Linked DNA regions of Homo sapiens: region 2 is linked to region 1. A link is an interaction called in ENCODE POLR2A ChIA-PET data of the cell type or tissue named here. Cell type or tissue: MCF 10A. All regions are shown on one strand. Region 1 overlaps PXDN (peroxidasin). Region 2 overlaps PXDN (peroxidasin).

Evidence for each region. Peaks named below come from ENCODE experiments on the same cell type or tissue, not always from the same donor. Only the 100,000 strongest peaks of a DNase experiment are listed, where the experiment ranks them.
Region 2: POLR2A ChIA-PET joins it to region 1 with 5 read pairs; 5 of 35 experiments call an interaction of 5 or more read pairs at or near these places.

The regions. Positions count from the first base shown.
Region 1 is chr2:1,701,378-1,709,377 of GRCh38, reverse strand. All of the region lies in intron 1 of PXDN (peroxidasin), which reads left to right. Among named protein-coding and RNA genes, the nearest start is that of PXDN, 39 kb to the left of the region's middle. RefSeq lists enhancers at 503-1,147, 1,148-1,793, 3,644-4,247, 4,248-4,851. In MCF 10A, no CTCF peak of the experiment used is centred here; DNase peaks (open chromatin) are centred at 597, 1,357, 4,167 and 7,317.
Region 2 is chr2:1,625,516-1,633,515 of GRCh38, reverse strand. PXDN (peroxidasin) reads left to right here. Exons shown (of 23, transcript NM_012293.3): 23 at 1-1,629. Among named protein-coding and RNA genes, the nearest start is that of LALTOP, 4.1 kb to the right of the region's middle. RefSeq lists an enhancer at 7,432-8,000. In MCF 10A, no CTCF peak of the experiment used is centred here; DNase peaks (open chromatin) are centred at 1,235 and 4,435.

The sequences.
Region 1 (8,000 bases):
ACCACACACCCTGCCCTCGTCAGATCAAGCACCCGCACTCTGGGGCCCTCTCTGACCCTGCAGCCATAGCTACTCCCGGGCCTCCTCCTGAGCCTTTCACTGCAGCGAGCGCCGTGGTCACCTGCTGGTGCCTGGCCTCCTCCTCACCGAACAGCAGTGCTCGTGGTCCCCGCACCTGTGGTCAGCATTGCCCATGAACTGCAGATGTGTCGCTAGTACCAATGAGTGAGCGGCGAGCACAGGGGCTGGGATATTCTTTGCAGTTCCACGGGTGGGATCAGAGCCAGGGCGCAGGGACCAGACGGAGCCTGGCTCCCGTGGGGAAGACCGGCCACCAGCTCCCTCCCGCGGTGAACTGGCAGCCTCAGCAGATCATGCCTGTCACCGTGCTGTCTGTGAAATCAGACAACACCATGGTCAAGGGCGCTGCAGGACTGTGTTTTGGAGCCAGCATTCTGCATCATCAGTGACTCCTTAAAAAAACTGTACTTGATAAAACCTGTACACGTAGAGAGGTTCTTAACAAACCCAGCCGGGCACACCAGACTCCACGTGCTCTTGGTGATTTGTGTCTCATACAGGAAGTGAGGTGATCCAAATCGATACCATAAAAGATGTCCCCGTTTCTATGAACTGGGCGTGCCCAGTGCCCGTGCAACTCAGATGCCTGGGAGAGGAGGTTCCGTCACACCATGGCCTGGAGGTGAGGGCAGCTCAGGGAGCTCTCACTGTTTCTTCCTTGCGGGGCGAGTCGGGGGTTCTGGGTGCGTGACTGCATCAGGGACCCCTCTCCCCTTCCTCTGCCATCGTGGGTCAGGGCGGAACCTCCCCGGCCTCTGTTTCTGCCTCTGTAAAGGAGGATTGAGAATCACTTGGGCTTCTTATGACTTTTGTCATTCTAGTCAGGAAGAGGCTTCCTGCGAAGGGCGGAGGCTGACTGGGTTCTTGGTGTTTGGGTGGGATTGAGCAAAGCCCTTCAGTCCATCCACAGGGGGCCTCAGGGGCAAACTCCAGGCCCAGACCAAAGAGGAGCTGCTGGAACATGAAAGGGCGAACCTCTTTTAAATCCAGGAGCTTTGTCGGCTAAAGCGTCCTGCTGGGTTGTAAGAAGCATGTTTCCCCCTCTTAACTAATTGCAGAACAATGGCAGGGACAGAGGGTGCGTGATGAGACCTGGGCCTGCGCCAGGGCACATGCCGACAGCCAGCCCAGCCCCACGATCTCAGCTCCAGCAAGGCCAGCTCCAAAACAAACACCAGCTCCCGGGTTTACTTGGCGGGGAGGTGGGAGGATAACTTGAGAAGTCCCATTCATCCTGCAGCTTCCAGGCCTGGGCGTGCCCCCCTTGTTCTCGGGACAAAGCTCATTGTTCCAGCTGGAGAAGAGCTCCGCTGAGGATTGCCTGCGTTTGGTTTCCGTTCTCTCGCTTTGTGTAACTTTCCAGTGCCTTAAGAGTTCCTCTTTAGCCCTTAGGGTGCTGACGTAAGTGTGGTAAAACGTAGATCCTAAATGGGCTCCTCTTAAATGGTGATTCTTCTTCCCTTTAGACAGTCACCGGCATGCTGCTAGGGGAAGGATATCTGCAGATCGTCGCTTTCGGCACCTTGGTACGAATCCCTCCTCTGCACCAAGTTTTAATGAAGAACCCAGAGTGTGTTCATTCCCTGCCTTGTGCAGGGAAATGTCTTCCCCTTTTTTGTCCTCTTCTGTGTAGTTATTGCGTCTTTGACAGCTGATAGCCCCTCCGCAGGGATTTCTTTTGTTCCATTTTTGGAAGACTTTTGGCAACCTCGTGCTTCCAAAAATTTGGGTGAAAAGTGTGGGTTGATTATTTACACAAAAGTCAGACATATCACAATTAAATCATAATTTCTTTCTGATTACTTCGATTTGACAGTTTGATGTTCAGAAGGCGTGGATGAGGCATCTGGGATTGATGAGCAATGCAGCATGCTCTCAGTTTGTATTATTAGTGGGGCAGGTGATGCTTAGAGCTGATTGGTGAGCACTGCAGCGTGCTCTCAGTTTGTATTATTAGTGGGGCAGGTGATGTTTAGAGCTGATCGCTGAACACTGAAGCGTGCTCTCAGATTGTATTATTAGTGGGGCAGGTGATGCTTAGAGCTGATTGGTGAGCACTGCAGCGTGCTCTTAGATTGTATAATTAGTGGGGCAGGTGATGTTTAGAGCTGATCGCTGAACACTGAAGCGTGCTCTCAGATTGTATTATTAGTGGGGCAGGTGATGCTTAGAGCTGATTGGTGAGCACTGCAGCGTGCTCTTAGATTGTATAATTAGTGGGGCAGGTGATGTTTAGAGCTGATCGCTGAACACTGAAGCATGCTCTCAGATTGTATTATTAGTGGGGCAGGTGATGCTTAGAGCTGATTGGTGAACAGTGAAGCGTGCTCTCGGATTGTATTATTAGTGGGGCAGGTGATGCTTAGAGCTGATTGGTGAACAGTGAAGCGTGCTCTCGGATTGTATTATTAGTGGGGCAGGTGATGCTTAGAGCTGATTGGTGAACAGTGAAGCGTGCTCTCGGATTGTATTATTAGTGGGGCAGGCGATGCTTAGAGCTGATTGGTGATCACTGAAGTGTGCTCTCGGATTGTATTATTAGTGGGGCAGGTGATGCTTAGAGCTGATTGGTGAACACTGCAGCGTGCTCTCAGGTTGTATTATTAGTGGGGCAGGCGATGCTTAGAGCTGATTGGTGAACACTGAAGCATGCTCTCAGATTGTATTATTAGTGGGGCAGGCGATGCTTAGAGCTGATTGGTGAACACTGAAGCGTGCTCTCAGATTGTATTATTAGTGGGGCAGGTGATGTTTAGAGCTGATTGGTGAACACTGAAGCGTGCTCTCAGATTGTATTATTAGTGGGGCAGGTGATGCTTAGAGCTGATTGGTGAACACTGCAGCGTGCTCTCAGGTTGTATTATTAGTGGGGCAGGTGACTGGCTTCTGGCAATGCCAGCAGGATGTAAGATTCTGTGGCTTGCAGTGAGACCGTGTCCGATTTGTGACTTAAACAGTTGTTACTGCACTTGCTCCCTGGAGGACTTGATATCACATGGAGGCAGGACTGTGACCCAGTGAATACCAGGCTGCCAGTGGGACAGGGAAGCCCCACCCTCCCAGATAGATCTTTAGGTGCTGGACAGACCAGCTCCCAATTTCATAGAATAACCCGGGAGCTCCTAACTCTCACTGAAGGTCAGAGACGCTGGGACGGTCTCTGGGTTTGAGAGCCCAGGAATCGGAGGGCAGGGTAGAACTTGAATCTGGCATCCAGTCGGATCCAAGTTCTCGCTCTGACTGAGGTCTGGAGACCCTGAAGAAGCTGGATCAGAGAAGCCAGTAGCCTTGACGGTGTCCAAGCCACATGGATGCCTGAGCGGCAGGGCCTGGAGTGCCTGGGGGAGGCCGTAATGGACGGAGAACTGCTCCTTGTAGCCCCACACTCCACGCGGGAAACTCTCCAAAAGGGCTGGTGACACTCCACGCGTCCCAGGTCGTGGGCAGCCGTGCCCTGCACCCTGCGTCCCAGGTCATAGGCAGCCGCACCTGCATCCCAGGTCGTGGGGAGCTGCACCCTGCATCCTGTGTCCCAGGTCATGGGCAGCCGCACCTGCATCCCAGGTTGTGGGGAGCTGCACCCTGCACCCTGCATCCCAGGTCACGGGGAGCTGCACCCTGCACTCTGCACCCTGCGTCCCAGGTCACAGGGAGCTGCACCCTGCACCCTGCGTCCCAGGTCGTGGGGAGCCGCACCCTGCACCCTGCGTTCCAGGTCATGGGGAGCTGCATCCTGCACTCTGCGTCCCAGGTCGTGGGCAGCTGCACTCTGTACCCTGCATCCCAGGTCGTGGGGAGCCGCACCCTGCACCCTGTGTCCCAGGTCGTGGGCAGCTGCACCCTGCATCCCAGGTCATGGGGAGCTGCATCCTGCACCCTGTGTCCCAGGTCATGGGGAGCTGCACCCTGCACCCTGCATCCCAGGTCGTGGGGAGCCGCACCCTGCATCTGGGCTCATGGGGAGTGGCACATGGCTGCCTCCTACATTCACCCCTCCCAACCCCAGCCTTCATGGAGGGAGTGTCTTCAGTGGGTCATGTGGGTTTGGGAGTGAACTGAGCCGGTCTGCCTCTCCCTCAGGGGAGGCCCAGGGCCCCTGGGATGTGTGCAGACATGCTCTGCTCTCACGGCTCCGGGGAGGCCCAGGGCACTGGGATGTGTGCAGACGTGCCCTCTGCTCTCACGGCTCTCACGTGATGGGCAGTGCCGGGCGACATCAGGGTTGAGCTCTTAGTACTGTTGTCTTTTTTTCTGTAACTTCAGTTAATTTTTAGTTGGTTACTAACTAGCTCGTGTGTGCATCCTCTCATTACATCCTCAGAATACACTGACGGATGATGCATCATCTGCTCTTATTAATGTCATGTGATAATGGTTGCTCCCCAAGACTTGTATGAAAAGAAAGTAAGTCTTGGGACCCCCAAATCACTAAGTTAAAGGGAAGAGTCAAGCTGGGAACTGCTCAAGGCAAAGCTGCCTCCCATTGTATTCAAAGCCACCCTCTGCTCACCGAGACATGCATATCTGACTGCATCCCTTGGAAAAGATCATCAGAAACTCAAGACAGTGCAGCCATTTGTCTCTTATCTACCTGTGACCTGGAAGCTCCCTCCCCTCTTGGAGTTGCCCCCCCTTCACCTGGAGCTGCCCCCCCTTCACCTGGAGTTGTCCCCCCCTTTACCTGGAGCTGCCCCCCTTCACCTGGAGCTGTCCCCCCTTCACCTGGAGTTGCCCTCCCTTCACCTGGAGTTGCCCCCCTTCACCTGGAGTTGTCCCCCACCTTCACCTGGAGTTGCCCTCCTTCACCTGGAGTTGCCCCCCCCTTCACCTGGAGTTGCCCCCCTTCACCTGGAGTTGTCCCCTACCTTCACCTGGAGTTGCCCTCCTTCACCTGGAGTTGCCCCCCCCTTCACCTGGAGTTGCCCCCCCTTCACCTGGAGTTGTCCCTCTTTCACCTGGAGTTGTCCCCCGCTTCACCTGGAGTTGTCCTTCCTTCACCTGGAGCTGTCCCCCGCTTCACCTGGAGCTGTCCCCCCCTTCACCTGGAGTTGCCCCCCTTCACCTGGAGTTGCCCTCCCTTCACCTGGAGTTGTCCCCCACCTTCACCTGGAGTTGCCCTCCTTCACCTGGAGTTGCCCCCCCTTCACCTGGAGTTGCCCCCCTTCACCTGGAGCTGTCCCCCCTTCACCTGGAGTTGCCCTCCCTTCACCTGGAGTTGCCCCCCTTCACCTGGAGTTGCCCTCCCTTCACCTGGAGTTGCCCCCCTTCACCTGGAGTTGTCCCCTACCTTCACCTGGAGTTGCCCCCCCTTCACCTGGAGTTGTCCCCTACCTTCACCTGGAGTTGCCCTCCCTTCACCTGGAGTTGTCCCCCACCTTCACCTGGAGTTGCCCTCCTTCACCTGGAGTTGCCCCCCCTTCACCTGGAGTTGCCCCCCTTCACCTGGAGCTGTCCCCCCTTCACCTGGAGTTGCCCTCCCTTCACCTGGAGTTGCCCCCCTTCACCTGGAGTTGCCCTCCCTTCACCTGGAGTTGCCCCCCTTCACCTGGAGTTGCCCCCCCCTTCACCTGGAGTTGCCCCCCCTTCACCTGGAGCTGTCCCCCGCTTCACCTGGAGCTGTCCCCCCCTTCACCTGGAGTTGCCCCCCTTCACCTGGAGTTGCCCTCCCTTCACCTGGAGTTGCCCTCCCTTCACCTGGAGTTGCCCCCCCTTCACCTGGAGTTGTCCCCCACCTTCACCTGGAGCTGCCCCCCCTTCACCTGGAGCTGTCCCCCCTTCACCTGGAGTTGTCCCCCCTTCACCTGGAGTTGCCCCCCCTTCACCTGGAGTTGTCTCTCCTTCACCGGGAGTTGTCCCCCGCTTCACCTGGAGTTGTCCCTCCTTCACCTGGAGTTGTCCCTCCTTCACCTGGAGCTGTCCCCCACTTCACCTGGAGCTGTCCCCCCCTTCACCTGGAGTTGCCCTCCCTTCACCTGGAGTTGCCCCCCTTCACCTGGAGTTGTCCCCTACCTTCACCTGGAGTTGCCCCCTACCTTCACCTGGAGTTGCCCCCCCTTCACCAGGAGTTGCCCCCCCCTTCACCTGGAGTTGTCCCTCTTTCACCTGGAGTTGTCCCCCGCTTCACCTGGAGTTGTCCCTCCTTCACCTGGAGCTGTCCCCCCTTCACCTGGAGCTGTCCCCCCTTCACCTGGAGTTGTCCCCCCTTCACCTGGAGTTGCCCCCCTTCACCTGGAGCTGCCCTCCCTTCACCTGGAGCTGCCCCCCCTTCACCTGGAGCTGTCCCCCCTTCACCTGGAGTTGTCCCCCCCTTCACCTGGAGTTGTCCCGCCTTTCTAGACTGAACTAAATTCATCTTACATATATTGATTGATGTCTCGTGCCTCCCTAAAATGTATAAAACCAAGCACTTTGAGAGGCCGAGGTGCGTGGATCACCTGAGGTCAGGAGTTCGAGACCAGCTTGGCCAACTCGGTGAAACCTCATCTCTAAAAATACAAAAAATTAGCTGGGCGTAGTGGCGGGTGCCTGTAGTCCCAGCTACTCGGGAGGCTGAGGCAGGAGAATTGCTTGAACCTGGGAGACGGAGGTTGCAGTGAACCGAGATCACGCCAGTGCACTCCAGCCTGGGCGACAGAGCGAGACTCTGTCTCAAAACAAAACAAAACCAAAAGAAAACAAAAAAAACAAGCTGTGCCCTGAAGACTTTGGACATTTGTCGTCGGGACCTCCTGAGGCTGTGTCATGGGCATGTCCTCGACCTTGGCAAAACAAACTTTCTAAATTGGCCGAGACCTGTCTGAGATATTTGGGGTTCACACATGTCACTGGGGTGGCATCTGTGACATGTGGGAGAGTCAGCCTCTGTCTCCTCTTCTCTCTTAGAGCAGCTCCTTGCCCCGTCCATGCAGCCCTGGTGGGGCCTGCCCCAGGCTGAGGCTATTCCCTGCGTCCTGGAGGAAGCCTCGGTGACAGGGGACACTGTGCCGGGGTTGGGGGGGTGGCACCTGGCAGGGGGAGAGGATGGGCAGGACCCCAATTCCCGTTGCCTGGAAGCCAAGATAGATCTTCACTCCACTCAAGCCTCCTCTGCTCCTTCTGCCTTCAGGTATTTGCGATACTCCAGGATCCCACAAGAAATGACCCTCACAGCCAAAGGATTGAGGCCAGGTTTCTTTAGCTGAGGGCCAGGCAGGTCCTGACTAACGTAATTTGATCTCATTAATGGTATTAGTGGGCGTGTTATGTCTTACTCCGTTCAGGCGTCTCTGAGGAGCCATAGGCGGGGCAGCCTGTAAACACAGCAGCAGTTACCAATTCACCCCTGCAGCTCTGGAGGCTGGAAGTCCAAGATCAAGCACCAGCCAATTGGGTGTCTGCTGAGGGCCACCCGGGTTCAGAGAAGGGACCTTCTCCTCGTGTCCTCTCACATTGTGGACAGGACAAGACCGCTGTCGGGGTTCTTTCATAAGGGCAGTCATCCCACCCTGGGGGCACCACCGCCATAGCCTCCTCACCTCCCAGAGGCCCCACCTCCCAACACCATCCCTTGGGGATTAGGTCTTAGCACAAATTTGACGGGGTGCGAACGCTCAGTCTGCAGCCGTGGGGGCTCAGGGAGCCATGAGCACTACCACTGGACCCAGGCAGCTGGACACCCCTGACCCCATCCTGCGTCCCCCACCCCATTCCGCACCTCCCACCTTGAGCCCGCTTCTCTGCGGCTCCCCTTCACCCGCAGGGGAAGTAAGGGGCATCCTGAGGTTTCCCACCTCAGTGGTCCTACCCACTCTTCCTCCAAAATACACCCTTGCCCTCCACTCTGGGCACCCATTTCTCCTGCGACTGCCGGTGTGCAGGCTTGAAACTCGTCCGTGCCCTTCATGTCACTGTGGCCGCCTGCACGAGTGGCTCAGGTCACA
Region 2 (8,000 bases), 76 kb after region 1:
CGAAGCAGCTGTATAGCCTGTGACTCTCCGTGTGTCAGCTCCTTCCACACCTGATTAGAACATTCATAAGCCACATTTAGAAACAGGTTTGCTTTCAGCTGTCACTTGCACACATACTGCCTAGTTGTGAACCAAATGTGAAAAAACCTCCTTCATCCCATTGTGTATCTGATACCTGCCGAGGGCCAAGGGTGTGTGTTGACAACGCCGCTCCCAGCCGGCCCTGGTTGCGTCCACGTCCTGAACAAGAGCCGCTTCCGGATGGCTCTTCCCAAGGGAGGAGGAGCTCAAGTGTCGGGAACTGTCTAACTTCAGGTTGTGTGAGTGCGTTAAAAAAAAAAAAAAAAAAGAATCCCTATACCTCATTTGTATTTTTAAAATGCGTGATGTTTTATGAAATTGTGTCCATTTTTTAGGTATTAGATATGGCAGAAAAACCATTTCCACTATGCAAAGTTCTTTTAGACGTCAGTGAAAATCAACTCTCATACCTCATGGTCTCTCTTTAATTGACCAAAACCTTCCATTTTTCTCTAAATACAAAGCGATCTGTGTTCTGAGCAACCTTTCCCCGAACACACAGCTTCAGTGCAGCACGCTGACCTGAGTATCCACCATGTGCCAGGCACAGTGCTGGGCACACGAGGCACCAAGGTCCGGGCCACCTGCCCGCAGCAAGGCCCAGCTGAGGTGGTGGAGGGAGCCCCTGAGGTCAGGGGCCGTTTCGGTTCAGGGTGGCAGGTGTCCAGCACTGGGGTATGGCGTCGAGGCTTCCATGGGGTGGGGGAGGCCAGCTTCCTTCTGACAGGATGGGCGCATACAGTGCCTGGTGTGATTTGTGCACAACCCGTGTTCCAGGTGCACATCCTCCCAAGGAGACACCCAGACCCTTCCAGCACGGGCCGGCCAAGTTGCTGCGGCGGAGGCAGCATTTCAGCTGTGAGGAAGGTCATTGGATTCATGTGTTTTATCTGTAAAAATGGTTGTCTTAACTTCTTAACCTCATATTGGTAAGTGATTGATAAAAATTGGTTGGTGTTTCATGACATGTGGACTTCTTTTGAAATAGCAAGTCAAATGTAGTGACCAAATTGTGGAAGAGATTTCTGTCAAATAGGAAATGTGTAAGTTCGTCTAAAAGCTGATGGTTATGTAAGTTGCTCAGGCACTCAGATGACAGCAGATTCTGGGTTCTGGGAGTGTTCTGTGCCTCTTACATGCCCTGGAGGCCTCATGGTCTCAGTGCTGAGGCGGCACACCTGTAGCACACCTGCGTAATGTGCGGTCTGGGCCAGTCACAAGGAATTGTGTTGTCTAAGCCAAAGGGGGAAGCTGACTGTGATTTACCAAAAAAAATTCTGTAATTCAAACCAAAATGTCTGCGGAATCACCAGTTTGATACTCTCTGTAATCAGAACAGTGGGCAGTGCCTGGGTGAACGTGTCTAGCAGCCACTGTGCGGGATCGCTGTAACAGGAGTGGAATGTACATATTTATTTACTTTTCTAACTGCTCCAACAGCCAAATGCCTTTTTTATGACCATTGTATTCAGTTCATTACCAAAGAAATGTTTGCACTTTGTAATGATGCCTTTCAGTTCAAATAAATGGGTCACATTTTCAAATGGAGAATGGCTTTATTTTTTTTTACCTGAAACCAGTACATGAGGCTAAAACTTTTCCAGGTGAGATCAAAAGCCTGAGAAGGGAAGGAGGTAGGTCCAGGAAGAAGCCCCAGAACTGTCCTAGTCACTAATCATTTTGTGACTAAATGTGAAAAAATTACTAAAAATAAGGTATTAGATAAAGTTGACTTCCTTTTCCGAAGCAGCTGGGATGCTTTAACCCGACTGAATTTTGGCAGGTGGGAGTGAGCTCTTGGGAAAAACCTCTGGCAAATAAATGCCCTTGTCTCCTGGAATCTTTGTGCTGTGGAGAAGGACATTTCTTTGTCAGAGAGGAGTGTACAAGCAATTCACACACCGAGGTGTCTGAGATGGGCAGATGCTTTTCCAGAAGCAAGAGCGCAGGTCAGGAGGGCACAGTGCACGGAAGACAGACACTCCCTTTCCAGGCCTGAGCTATGTGTGGCTCTGGGGCCAGAAGTCGGGGATGACATGTGACAATTGCTGAGCCCCTCAGGCTGTGGTTGGGTGGGAGAGAGGATGCTGCTCTAAAGGAAACTGGAATGGATCTGAGGGCATCTTTATAGGGCCTGGAAAAAATACTACTCATCTATGTAAGGAGAAAAATGAAATATTAACGAAAATTAAATATTATGTTGTTAAAATTGCCAAATCATTTCAAAATTAGAATGATAAATTGAGCTGCTTTCATGGAATGTTTATGAACATGGGATGAACACTCCTCAATCAACAAAAGACAAATTAGGTGCTTTTCTGTCACGAGGGAATGAGTGCCATATACCAATTTTAATTTAAATGAAATGCCTAATGCAAAACTAGCAAAAGTTAACCATATGTATCTTGTTTTAATAATATGTAGAATGCATTGAAACATTCCTATTGCTTTTTGTTATTAACACTTAATACCTGTTTCTGGTGTGCAAAATTATATGTCAAATGACATAAATACAGGCATACCTGGGAGATATTGTGGCTTCAGTTCCAGACCACCGCAATCAGTGACTATCTCAATAAAGCAAGTCATACAATTTTTTTGGTTTCCCGGTGCGAATAAAAGCTGTGTTCACATTACACTATGGTCTATTACATGCACAAAAGCATTATGTCTAAAAAATGTACATACCTTAATTTAAAAATACTTTATGGCTAAAAATAGTGAACGATCATCTGAGCCTTCAGTGAGCTGTAATCTCTTTGCTGGTGGAGGGTCTTGTGTTGGTGTTAATGGCTGCTGACTGATTAGGGTGGTGGTTGTTGAAAGTTGGGGTGGCTGTGTCAATTTTGGAAAGTAAGACAAAATGAAGCTTAGCGCATTGGTTTAGCCTTACTTTCATGAAAGATTTATTTGTAGTAAGGGATGTTGTTTGATAGCATCTTACCCACAGAATTACTTATTTCAACATTGGAGTCAGTCCTCTCAAACCCTGCTGCTGCTTTATCACATAAACTTATGGAATATTCTAAATCCTATGTTGTCATTTCAACAGTGTTCACAATATCTTCACCAGGAGTAGAGTCCATCTCAAGAAACCACTCGCTTTGCTTATCCCCAAGAAGCAACTCCTCATCCATTCAAGATTGATCATGAGATTGCAGCAATTCAGTCCCATCTTCAGACTCCACTTCTAATTCTCTTGCTATTTCCACCACATCTGCAGTTACTGCCTCCACTGAAGTCTTAAACCCCTCAGCGTTATCCATGAGGGCAGGAATCAACTTTTTTAACAGGCACTTCTGTTAGTGTGTATATTTTGACCTGCTCCCATGGATCATAAATGTTTTAATAGCATCTAGAGTGGTGAATTCTTTCCAGAAGGTTTTCAGTTTACTTTGCCCCAATCCATTAGAAGAGTCACTGTCTATGGCAGCTACAGCCTAATGAAATGATTTCTTACTTGAAAGTCAAAATTATAACTTGATCCATGGGCTGCAGAATGGATGTTGTGTAAACATTCATCTCTTTGTACATCCCCATTAGAGCTCTTGCATGACCAAGTGCATTGTCAATGAGCAATAATATTTTGAAGATAATTGATTTTTTCTGAGCAGTAGTTCTCAAGAGTGGGCTTAAAATATTCAGTAAATTGTGCCATAAACATATGTGCTGTCATCCAGGCTTTGTTCCATTTATAAAGCATGGGCAGAGTTGATTTAGCATAATTCTTAAAGGTCTGAAGATTCTCAGAAGTAAATGAACATTGACTTCAACTTAAGGTCACCAGCTGCACCAGCCATGGCAAGAGAGTCACCCTGTCCTCTGAAGCTTTGAAGCCAGGCATTGACTTCTCCTCTCCAGCTATGAAAGTCCGGAATGCTTCTTCTTCCAATAGAAGGCTGTTTTGTCCACATGGAAAATCTGTTGTTTCATGTAGTCATCTTCATCAGTGATCTCAGAGCTTCTGGAGAACTTGCTGCAGCTTCTCCATCAGCACTTGCTGCTTCTCCTTGCACTTTCATGCTGTGGAGACGGCTTCTTTCCTTAAACCTCAGAATCAACCTCTGCTAGCTTCAGAGTCTATTTCTGCAGCTTCCTCACCACTCTCAGCTTTCACAGAATTGAATGGAATTAGGGCCTTACTCTGTGTTAGGCTTTGGCTTAAGGGAATGTTGTATCTGACTTACCTTGTATCCAGACCATTCAAACTTTCTCCATATCAGCCATAAGGCTGTCTCACTTATTATTTGTGTTTCATCATTAGTGTGTTCACTGGGGTAGCACTTTTAATTCCCTTCAAGAACTTTTTCTTGGCATTCACGACTTGGTTGTTTGGCACAAGAGACCTGGCTTTTGGCCAATTTCAGCTTTCGACATGCCTTCCTCACTAAGCTGAATCATGTTTAGCTTTTGATTTCAAGTGAGAGACATGTGACTCTTCCTTTCACTTGAACACTTAGGGTCATTGTAGGATTATTAATTGGTCTAATTTCAACATTATTGTGTCTCAAGGAATAGGGAAGTCTGAAGAGAGGGAGAATAACCCATTCGGGGCCCAAAGCAATTAATAGTAACATCAAAGATCATTGATCACAGATCACCGTAACAGATATCATGAAAAAGTTTGAAATATTGCAAGAATTACCAAAATGTGCCAGAGACACAAAGTAAGCACGTTACTACAAAAATGGCCCCATTGGATTTGCTCCACACAGGGTTGCCACAAACCTTTAATTTGTAAAAAAACAAAACAAAACAAAACAAAAAAAACCTGTATCTGTGGGCCGGGAATGGTGGCTCACGCCTGTAATCACAGCACTTTGGGAGGCCAAGGTGGGCGGATCACCAGAGGTCAGGAGTACGAGACCAGCCTGGCCAACGTGATGAAACCTCGTCTCTACTAAAAATACAAAAAATTACCCAGGTGTGGTGGCGGGTGCCTGTAGTCCCAGCTACTCCGGAGGATGAGGCAGGAGAATCGCTTGAACCCGGGGAGGCAGAGGTTGCAGTGAGCTGAGATTGCGCCACTGCACTCCAGCCTGGGCAACAAGAGCGAGACTCCAACTCAAAAAAAAAAAAAGAAAAAATGCAGTATCTGTGAAGTGCAATAAATCAAAGCATAAAATGAGTTGTGCCTGTGGTTTTTTGTTTGTCAAAGCATTCACCAAAAGATTCTTCCATGCGTTTAGTGAACTTCCCAAATGTTTTCTGACAAAAGTTTCCGGAAGGCATCTGATTGGCATCCACTGAGTTTCATGCAACAGTTTTTCTGGTGAAACCAATTTATCACCACCCACAATTCTAGTCATGACACTCTAGAATCTCGGAGATGGAATAGATGAGTGAGCAAAGTGTATTTGCAAAAGAGTCATCTATTCCTAAGCTATCACATGCTTTAAGTTTATCCAAGTCCCCACCATGTGACCAGTTGGGAGCCTCAGCTTGAACGGATTTAAGATTATCCTGTAATTACAGATGAGGAAAAATGGTCCTAGAAGGCTGGCCACATTGCACCAGGCCACCAAACAATATGAGAGCTCATCCAACATCAGCCCAGCCCCATGCGCTGTTGCACACAGTTGTGAGCATTGCACCTGCCCGATACCCCAGCCTGCCTGTATCCACCCCGGTTTGCACACCACTGTGAGGAAGCACGCCCCATCATGGCTCCTTAGCTCAGTCCTGCTGAGGGGTTGCCATTCCCAAGTTGTCCTTAATGTCCTAGTGGCTATAACAAAGGCACCAAACAGCCACTACAGTTTTGCTTTTCATGTATTCAGTGTTAAGCCTTTGTGCTTAAAGTCTTCCATTTTAGGTTTACTTTCATTTATATTTATGGTAACAAATATGCTCACATCCCAAACCTGGGGATATTGACAGTCAGTTAGCATGTTTGAATCTGGAAGATTCCTGAAACTCCAGTAATGACTGTTTTTAATGTTTGTGGGATTTGTTAAAAATAACTCGGTCTGTGTTCACCATCACAGTATCTGGGGTTTCTTTGTTCCAACTGTGGGGACTCCAGAGGGCGGAAGCCAAGGTTGAAAGCCTAACATCTCCATTGTCCTTCCCATTATGTCGTGAACGTGTCCCTAACTTAACAAAGTGATCCTTTTTCCATCATAACTCTGGATGTCACCCTTATGGTCTAGTACAATACCGCCAAGAAACCACAGTTTTCAGGAATCACTTTGCGGTTACTGGTTTGGTGCTGCGGAGGACGGAAGGAAACACTGTGTACTCCTTTATCAGTTGCAATGACTGTTCAGACATGGACAGTAAATTGGTGTGGCTTTTCTATTACCGTGGTTTGGGGAAGAGAAGGAATAGAAATCTTCAGATTTTCATTATTATTATTTTTTTCTGACCTTGAGCATAATCTTAAGTTATAGGAAAAATTTTATCTTCAATGTGTTTTATCAAAAACATACCTCCTTAATGATTATTAACCCACAATTAAAAGCCGTAAGTGGACCATCCTGGCTAACACGGTGAAACCCTGTCTCTACTAAATATACAAAAAAATTAGCCGGGCATGGTGGCGGGCACCTGTAGTCCCAGCTACTCGGGAGGCTGAGGCAGGAGAATGGCATGAACCCAGGAGGTGGAGCTTGCAGTGAGCCAAGATCGTGCCACTGCACTCCAGCCTGGGTGACAGAGAGAGACTCCATCTCAAAAAAAAAAAAAAAAAAAAGCCCTAAGTTAAGTACTCTATGATGTTATCGTCACATGCTTTTAAAATTGTCTGCATCCTTCCCAGCATGCAAACTGCTTTTCTTGTTGTTTTGTCCTCAAGAAGCAAACTCATCAGGACATAGGATTGGAGCCTGGCTGAGTGACTAGTATGCACCTGTTTATAGAGGAAGTTCCTGGAAAACATTCATGTTTGTATTATTTAAAAATTACTGCACCAGAAATTAACTCAGAGAATGACCACTGGTCATCATTTCTTATGATTCAGGGTGTGTAGGGGAAGGGAGCAGGATGTTTGATGCCGTGTTGTGGCCGCACACTCTGTGGAGACTCGGGACCCTGAGCTTGCCGGGAAGGCTCTGGGCTGGGCTGTGTCCGGCGGCCTCTCTCTAACTCCTCGGTGCCCTGCCTCCCATGCCCTGCAGTCAGGAACTGCTGGACCCAAGACTCGAACCCACTGCCTCTGACCTTGAGTCGGGTACTCTCTTCATTTTACCAAATGTAGAGCAACAACGTGTACATTGAATTAAAACTTTGATATCCGAAACACGGATAGAATTGCAGAGTTCATTGGAAGCTTCGCATCCGAAAGACAAAATCGTGTAATTTTAGGAACCTGAGTGCTTGTAATAAAACGACTGCAATTTATTAGCTCTGTGGCCTTTACCAACTCACGTGACCTTTCCAAATCTTTTTTTTTCTTTGTAAACCAGAGACAATTACGCCGTCCACCTTGTGAGTCTGCTGTACAGATGACCTGAGATGTTCCTATCAAAGTGCTTAGCTCAGGCTAGGAGCTGAATTCTCCTTTCCCGGTCATTTGAGCACAGCCTTGCCCCTAGAGCCCTCAGGCTCAGAGACCCTCCCCCACATCCCATAATTACTTTTAGAAAAACACAGAGACTCACTCATGCTTTCGGGCAGCAGGGAAAAGAGAAGATTCTGGACCTCTTCCCTGACTTCCTACACTGCCTGAAGGTAAAGGCAACGAAGTTATGATGAGAAGCAGCTGAAGTTATGATGAGAAGCAGCTGAAGTTATGATGAGAAGCAGCCGCATCAGACCCAGAACATCTGGCAATTAGAGGCCAGTGGCTAATAGCTCAAGCCTTGCAGAGGCCAGGAATGTGGTTACAAAAGACGGTGCACCTGGGCCCAGCGGGAGCCTTCCAGAAACTGCCGCACAGCCCTCCCCAGCACCCTCCTTCCTGAGTGACTGAGTTCCCC